3 separate regions of the Homo sapiens genome follow, and all the other regions are linked to region 1. A link is a contact called in ENCODE Hi-C or POLR2A ChIA-PET data. All regions are on one chromosome and are shown on one strand. Each heading gives the region's core, a stretch centred on a gene start or an enhancer-like site at or near the end of the contact. The rest is flanking DNA. Distances are from core to core; before and after follow the strand shown. Region 1 holds the start of SERTAD1 (SERTA domain containing 1). Region 2 holds the start of ZNF780A (zinc finger protein 780A). Region 3 holds the start of NUMBL (NUMB like endocytic adaptor protein).

Region 1 (2,658 bases), core at 78-2,577:
CACCTTGAACTAAGAGCTTGTCTTATTACAACAGCTATTACTACTAACAAAGAAACAACGTTGCTAACCAGGCATGGTGGTGTGCGCCTGTAGTCCCAGCTGCTTGGGGGTCTGAGGCAGGAGGATGGCTTGAACCTGGGAGGCTGCAGTGAGCCGAGATGGCACCCCTGCACTTCAGCCTGGGTGACAGAGCGAGACCCTGTCTCAAAAGCAAAATAAAATAAAATAAAAAGTAAAGAAAAAAATAATAAGCAGCTGGGCGCGGTAGCTCACGCCTGTAATCCCAACACTCAGGGGCCGAGGAGGGCGGATCACCTGAGGTGAGGAGTTTGAGACCTGCCTGGCTAACATGGTGAAACCCCATCTCTACTAAAAATACAAAAATTAACCGGGCGTGGTGGCGCACGCCTGTAGTCCCAGCTACTCGGGAGGCTGAGGCAGGATAATTGCTTGAACCTGGGAGGCGGAGGTTACAGTGAACCGAGATCGTGCCCCTGCACTCCAGCCTGGGCGACGGAGTGAGAATCTGTCTCAAATAAATAAATAAATAAATAAATAAAATGAAAAAAAAAAAAAAAACACAAAACATGTTGCACCCCACTCTGAAGATTTTTCATGAATTAATTTAATCCTTAAAAACAATCCTGTAAACTAGGCGCTATTTTCTCTCATTTTAAAGGAGAAACAGACCAGAAGGGATTAAAACACTTGCCGCAGGTCACACAGCTGCTTAGGGAATGGAGCCCGGGATGTGATTCCGTTGGTATCGCACTCCCACCTCACTCCCGCCTTTAACCACAATTAAGTCCAACTGTCCAGCATTGCTTGAGTGTGGTATTGTGTTCTTATAGATACGATCCTACTTAAAGTATCCTGTCAAGAGGTAGGCAAGACGATCCCCATTTAACTTTGTGTAGCTTGAAGAGGTTGATCATTTTTCCAAGGTCACGCATCCAGTGAGTGGGGAATCCGGAGTCGGAATTTGAACCCGGGCATTATCTGTAGTGTAGACCCCTGTCGGGGCTGGATGTGTAAGAAGCTTAATTGCCGGGTTTGGCAGGTGCATGGGTAGTTGTGAGGGGCTCGTATTTTGAGAGGCAAAAGCCCCCACTCGCCACCGTTCCCCGGAGTAAAAAGCCACCTCTTTCCACCCCTCACTCGCGCAGCTGCCCGGGCATGCGCCCTGAAGCCCCTCCTTCAGAATCCGCCCCCTACAAGCTCCGCCCATCACCATGCAGGGCCAATCCCTGGGGCGGAGGGCGGGGCAGCCACGAGAGTGGGCGGTCGCTAAGGGTAGTTAGGAGTCTGGAGTCGTGAGCCGGAGTCAGAACTGCGTCTCGCGACCCAGGCGCGGGTTTCCGGAGGACAGCCAACAAGCGATGCTGCCGCCGCCGTTTCCTGATTGGTTGTGGGTGGCTACCTCTTCGTTCTGATTGGCCGCTAGTGAGCAAGGTATGTAAATGAAGGGGCCTGGGAACAGAAGGGCTACCAGCGGCCGGGTCCTTCACAGAGTTCGATCCCTGGGTCCGACAGGTGCCCGCCGGGGCTGCCCGGGATCGAGACGCACGGACCTCTACGTGCTGTCTGCCCCGGCCGGGCCGGGTGAATCACGCCGCAGTCCGAGAAGGGGGCGGAGGCGCCGGCTTCTTGGCTCCGGCTGCGTGACTCACCCGCCCCCGCCGCCGCCGCTTCGGGAGGAGCCGCCTCCACTGCCGGAAGCGAGCGGAGGCCGGGCGCAGAGAACAGCCCGCCAGGGGTCCCGGCTCGCACGGCGCCGGGAGGCCGGCAGGAATCACAGCCGGGAATCGGGGCAGTAGAAGGGGTCCTGGGGTCAGAGGGGCCAGAATCCCCGGGGGAAAGCCGGCCTGGGCACCGCTAGGGGGCGCCGGGACCCGGGGGCGGAGTCGGGGGTGGGGGCGGAATTCCTGCGGTTCCGGACTCCCCGGACTGCGGGGAAGGGGACGAAGACCCTGTTTTGAGTAGTGTGGTGGGCCATTCTTAAAATCTTGCTAGGCAGGGTTCCGAAACTGGACTCTACAGTCTTCCTGGCCCAAAAAAGTAGGTAGCGCCAGGAGTCCAAAACTCCAGCCCTACCCCCGCCACTCCAAGAACAGTGGACCCTCAAACTTATCTCAGTGACTGAACCCGGTGCCGATCACGATTTCCCGACAAGCCCTGTCTATTCTGCCTCCCAAATAAGTCCTGACTCGACCGACTTCCTTCCATGCCACTACCAGCTCCTACTCCAGGCCATCACCATCGTCCGTCCCAAACGAGTACAGCCTACCAGTGGGTCTCAGATCCCCCCTCTTTTTGCCCCCCACAGTCTTCCTCGAAGCAGCCATGGGGGGGATCTTCCGGAAACCTAATCAGCTCACAGCACCATTCCCTCCCTGCTCAAATTCCTTTAATGACTGCCCACCACACTCAGGATAAAATCCAAACTCCCTACTTCTGCATATGTGGCTTTCTGTGACCTGGCTTGTGCCCGTTCCCCTAGCTGCTCCCCAATCTGGTCTCCTACCATGTCACTCTCTGTGTGCCACCCATGCTGGTCTCTTTCCAGTTCAAGCCCATCCAGCCTCTGGGCTTTTCTCTGCCTTTTTTTGTTGTTCCCTCCTCCCGGAATGCTTTTCCCAGGGTCTCCCATGGCTGACT
Region 2 (2,658 bases), core at 116-2,615, 340 kb after region 1:
CATATTACCTGTAGGTAGCACCCATTTGGGTCTGACTTTTTGTTTATTTATTTATTTAATTATCTTTTTTTATTATACTTTAAGTTCTAGGGTACATGTGCACAAAGTGCAGGTTTGTTACATATGTATACATGTGCCATGTTGGTGTGCTGCACCCATTAACTCGTCATTTACATTAGGTATATCTTCTAATGCTATCCCTTCCCCCTCCCCCGACCCCACTATAGGCCCCGGTGTGTGATGTTCTCCACCCTGTGTCCAAGTGTTCTCATTGTTCAATTCTCACCTATGACTGAGAACATTTGGTGTTTGGTTTTCTGTCCTTGCGATAGTTTGCTCAGAATGATGGTTTCCAGCTTCATCCATGTCCCTACAAACGACATGAACTCATCCTTTTTATGGCTGCATAGTATTCCATGGTGTATATGTGCCACATTTTCTTAATCCAGTCTATCATTGATGCACATTTGGGTCTGACTTTTTAAAAAATCCAATCTGACAATCTTTTTAAATTAAGGTGTTTAGACCATTTACATTTAATGTGATTATTGATATGGTTGAGTTAATCATCTTATTTGTTTTCTGTCACAATTCTGGAATGAAAAGACGTTTTGCTCTTTATTATTACATGTTTCCTCCTTATGTAGCATAGGAAACTAGAAAAATGATTTTGAAAGTTAAATATTGTTAGACTACAACAGTGAAATCAGGCTCTTCCTAGGAAAAGCAAGCCCTTTTTTGCATTTGTTTATACTATTTTAACAAAGTGTTAATTATTCATCCTTCAAGATAAGGCAAGTAATTATCTGTGTATTTTTATCCGTTTCCATGTCGTCCTGAATCACGTTTTTCTCTCCAGATAACAGGAACATTGTCTCGAAGAATCCAGGACATTTGATTCTGAAATCTCCAATGTGAACCACACTTCCTCTCCTAGTATATAACCAACCAATTCTTTAGTTCAAGCTTTTCAAATTTATCCTAAGTCCCCTTCAAATAGCACAGAGAAGTGGAAGCCTATCGCTGGGGTCTGAGACAAAGGAGTTAAAGCACCTACATGTTGACATAATTTTACTTTAAATTCTTCTTTCTTCTTTAAAAGTTCTGCTCATTTGCATTCTCCATGGAGAGAAAAAGTAAATTATACTGACGCTCCGAGAGGGAAACGCTCTTCTCACATGGGGATCCTTGCTCATGGCAACAACCTGTGCACCCCGCGGGCTGGAACTCCCACGAATCCACTAGGCTCGGCTCCCTTAGGGGTCAGCCCCCATAGTATGCTGGGATCAACCTGAACGGATCACAGCTCAAGGCTTCTGAGGCTTTTTCTGTTCGGGACTGTATTTCCCAGCGGCCACCGCGCCAGTCCACTTCCGGTCTCCGGGGTCGACGACATAGCGGGGTAAGGTCTTCACGTCTGAGGAAGAGATCTGTGGCTGCGGGAGATCTCTGCGGATTGGGGCTCCAGCCTGACTGACCCGACAGTGCGGGTGGCCTAGGGGGAGGCGCTCAGAGTAGGAACCCGGGGGTGCAGACGGGATCTGCCGGATCCCCAGGCGTGTGTGTGCGCGGGTATCAGAGGAGGGGGATTGTGAGATCATGAGTGACGGAGGGGACTGTGAGTGTGTGCGTGAGGTTCTATGCACAGGCCCGGGAGGGCGTGTGGACGCAGCGCACTTTGCTGAGTGACACTGTGCCGGTGCCCCTAGGCTCCTGCTGCTTCCTCCCTCTTTCCGCTTCACAGCTGCGGGGACTGCAGCAGAGGAATGGCCCCAGTAGGGAGGTCAGATATTGAGCCGAGAATGAAGCTTTACACAAGAAAGCGCAGAAGTGCCCCCGAGTGTTCCCCAGGGGGGCAGCTACATGTTGAGAACCACAGCGTCCTCAGAGCTCTGTCCCCAGAAACCAGCTCCAAACTGGTTGTACTGGTTGAATCGATTCCTCTTCCTTTTACTTCCTTCCTATTTCGTGTGAAGTGAGGGAAATTGTGGCTATGGAGGGAGGGTGTTTTCAAACTTAGTCTGCGCTCCAAGAAATGCCTGGAGTCTCACGCTTGCCGTATCCTTCTCCAGTCGTATTTTTATCCAAAAGAAGGACCTGGAGGAGGATGAGAGCGTTACTGCTGCACACCTAAAGTCAAGGGTGAGTTTGTGCTTTGTATTTGTTCAAGACATGCGTTTTTGATTTTAGAATATTGAGATTTCCCCTTAAATTTTCAGTGAAACTAGGGGGATATGCAAATTGATTCGTGCCCCCTCCTTCACCTTTCCACTTAATAGTCACAAAACAATTTGGCAAATCGTTCACACCTTCCTGTGCGCTCTCTTTTTCGAAGCTGGTATAGAAATACACCTCCAGTAGTTAATATTAAAGCTCCATTTTAGACCCATATTTGGGAAGGAGGAGATTAGTGTTTAGGTGGAATCACACACTAGACATCAGTTGGTCTTTACAGACCTCCTTTTCAAAACAGGGAAGAATGGAGATGGTTGGATGATCTCCATTGCCTGTGAGGCATTCGGTAGTGGAAAAGTGACCGCACAGAAATTGGTATCAACAAGAGCCAGGATTTTTCCAGGGAGTCCATGAGATGATATTTGTAATACTTGCCAGATCTCTCTGAGGTTTGGCAGCTCCAGTTGTGTTTTAGGCGTGTGT
Region 3 (2,658 bases), core at 81-2,580, 260 kb before region 1:
TCTTATCCCTTCCCCGTCTGCCCTGGGTCAGAGGAGCCCCCTTGGGCTTCCCAGTCTTGCCTGGCTCTCCTCCTTGGCCCAGGAGCTCAGGATCCCTGGGGCTGGGGAACTCCCAACTTCGTGCCCTAGATCCTGCACCTCCCCACTCGAAAGTGGGTATCCGAAAACTAAGCCAGGGAAGCGGTTAACTTATCTTTGCCAACATTTGAGGGAGCCTTGGGCCGCTGCATGTCGTTATGCAGATCAGACTCATCAGGGGGAGCCCTCACCTCTGCCTCAAGCCTCCCGTGGAAGGCGAGATGGTCCTGGAGGCAGTCCTCACCTCTGCCTCCCTCGCTCCTCCAACAGCTGCCTTCTCCCGGGTTCCAGCCTCTCAGTGTGTTGGAGAGGTAGGGGTGCGGGGTGGGGGGGAGCTGAATCTTCAATCGGAATAAAAGCAGCCCTCCCCTTCCCCCAGCTCTTTTCTCTGCGCTAGGGTTGGGGGGAGAGGGGGAGGAGCTCGCCAGCGGCCTCCAGGTGCAGATGGCCAGCCCCCCTGCACCCCCTTGTCTGAAAGCCTCAGCCCTGCCTGTGCCATCTGTTGCCGGGAACCTCCTTCTCGCCTTCCCCACCCCCCCCCACGTGCTGACCACCTGCTCTAAGGGCTGTGGCAGCTGAGGCCTCCCACACACACAGTGCCTCTTGGCTGCGGGCTCCCTCCCCTCACTCCTGGCAACCTCGCCTTTACTAATGGGCTCTAATGTCCCTGCCAGCTGCTTTGCCAAACCCACAGGATTGGCGTAGGGGGCGGCGGGGGCGCCGTAGCGGCCAGAACCGCGCCCTGGTCCCACCCCGGCGCCCCCGTTCCCAAAGCCGAACCGATCGCGCATCAGGACGCCTTGGTCTGTTCACACCCCCTCCCCTTCCTTGCAAAAAGTGCCTCGTCACCGCTCCTGCCCGCCCCCGCCGGGCTGGGGAACCATGGGGTTAGCGGGAAGATTTGGGGGTGTGGGGCGGCAAGGCGCCTCTAGAAGCAACTCTTTCGGACGCGGAGCTGGAGGGGATCTGAGGTCAGGTGTCACGGAGGGAAAGGGAGCCCAGGCCAGGACGGACCGGGGGAAAGGACTCGGCGATGTTCATAGGCATGCTCAGCTCGGGACTGGCCAATGGGCGTGGCGGGGCGGTGGCCGCGCCGGGGAAGGCGGGATGGTGTCTGCGTGTGGGCGGGGTCTTCAGGCCAAGGGGCGGGGCGGGGCGGGACCTTTCTGCATATACGGCAGGCGGCGGGCCAATGGGCGGGGTCGGGGCGGGGAGCCGAGGCCGAGGGACGCTCCCCCGCCCCCGGAACGGAATCCTCCCGGGAGCCGAGGAGGCTCGCGCGCGTGCATCCCGCACCATCCCCCGGCCCCGGGCCCTGGCCGGCGTCAGACCGAGCTGCCGCCGCCACCACCGCAGCAGCAGCAGTCGGGGAGCCAGGCCCAGCCAGGGCCGCGGGAGGCGGGGGCGCCCGGGCCCTGGATGTCCCGCAGCGCGGCGGCCAGCGTGAGAAGGGCGGGAGAGGGGGGCTCGGGTCGGGGGCGGCGCCGCTGCTGATGTGGCGGAGGGTGGGAGGCGGCCGCGGCGCCCGGATGGAGAGAGGGTGCCAAGGCTGGAGAGGGTGGTCCCGGGTGGGGGTCCAGGAACAGGCCCAACAAGCCAAAGCCCAGGAGACCGGGGTCTTGGGCACAGACCCCTGGGCCATCTCTTGCCAAGGCCCTGGAAATAGGGATCCTGGACACAGACCCCCCACAAAACCAAGGACAGGGGTACAGAGATTCTAGGTACAACTCCTAGAACTAGATGGGGATGGAGATGGGGTCGGGGACACAGCCCCCGTATCAAACCAAGGCCTCCAGGACGCGATTCCAGACACAATCCCTACCTCTCCCTGCCTAAGGGGGTCTCAGCACAACAACTGCCTAGGTACGGTCTCGAGGATGGGGTCACTGGGTACAGCGTTCCCACCACGCCAAGGCCTAGGGGGACTCCAAGCACAGCCTGCCCCCAGGTCTCAGAGGCACCCTGGGCACAGCATCCCCCCAATCCTTGGGCGGAGTCCCAGGCACAGCCACTTCTCAAAACAAGGTCCCTGTGCCTGGGACTCCACCCCACCCCAGCCTGAATAAAATAAGGACAATTTCAGGCAACCCCCAATCCCTCCACCCCCTGGCTTGGTCATGGGTCCCAGGGCACAGGATCCCTAGGCCACCCCCTTTGTCCCCAGGGCTGCCCAGCTGTCCAAGAGTGGCCCCACCCGCAGACAATGCACCGCTTCCCCCTCCTGGACCTGGCCCTCAGGCTCCAGGATACAGGCTGGGCTGGGGGCGGCTCCCCAGGGACCGGGTGCAGCCCTGTCTGTCTGCAGTGTCTGCGGTGACGGTGACGGCGGCTTTGTGTGTGGTACCTGGGGGGAAGGGGGGAAGCAAGCGATGGGGAGGTGGCTAGGAGTGTGCCCTGTGTTTGTGTGACTGTGGCTGTGTATGTGTGTGTGTGTGTGCACGCGTACGCTGCAGCTGGTGACTGAGGAATCCTGTGTCGTGTGTGTGTGCTTGTGGTGGTGTCTATGATTGTGTCTGTGACCCTAGTATCTGTGTGACTGTGTATGTGTGTGTGACAGCTGCTCACTGTGCAGAATCCTGT

The links. A loop is a pair of places that touch in the nucleus more often than their neighbours do. ChIA-PET counts read pairs that join two places held with the same protein, here RNA polymerase II (POLR2A). Pooled maps may share reads with other maps.
Region 2: a pooled map shows a loop between it and region 1 (5-fold over the local background). The contact joins the promoter of ZNF780A here to the promoter of SERTAD1 in region 1. A Hi-C loop is called at or near these places in 5 of 50 pooled maps. POLR2A ChIA-PET finds 5 or more read pairs at or near these places in 2 of 52 experiments (B cell and BJ).
Region 3: a loop to region 1 is called in a pooled map, with 4 times the contacts of the local background. The contact joins the promoter of NUMBL here to the promoter of SERTAD1 in region 1. A Hi-C loop is called at or near these places in 4 of 50 pooled maps. POLR2A ChIA-PET finds 5 or more read pairs at or near these places in 2 of 52 experiments (PC-9 and WTC11).

Annotation. Positions count from the first base shown.
Region 1 is chr19:40,424,661-40,427,318 of GRCh38, reverse strand. It overlaps SERTAD1 (SERTA domain containing 1), which reads left to right and starts at 1,327. Exons shown (of 2, transcript NM_013376.4): 1 at 1,327-1,452. RefSeq lists a silencer at 1,870-1,959 and an enhancer at 2,002-2,658.
Region 2 is chr19:40,089,650-40,092,307 of GRCh38, reverse strand. ZNF780A (zinc finger protein 780A) reads left to right here and starts at 1,365. Exons shown (of 6, transcript NM_001142578.2): 1 at 1,365-1,402; 2 at 2,073-2,142. RefSeq lists a silencer at 1,214-1,543 and an enhancer at 1,091-1,632.
Region 3 is chr19:40,689,323-40,691,980 of GRCh38, reverse strand. NUMBL (NUMB like endocytic adaptor protein) reads left to right here and starts at 1,330. Exons shown (of 10, transcript NM_004756.5): 1 at 1,330-1,521. The coding sequence starts at 1,498. It overlaps COQ8B (coenzyme Q8B), which reads left to right. Exons shown (of 15, transcript NM_024876.4): 15 at 1-451. RefSeq lists silencers at 638-877, 1,198-1,537 and enhancers at 224-1,161, 2,377-2,426, 2,100-2,658.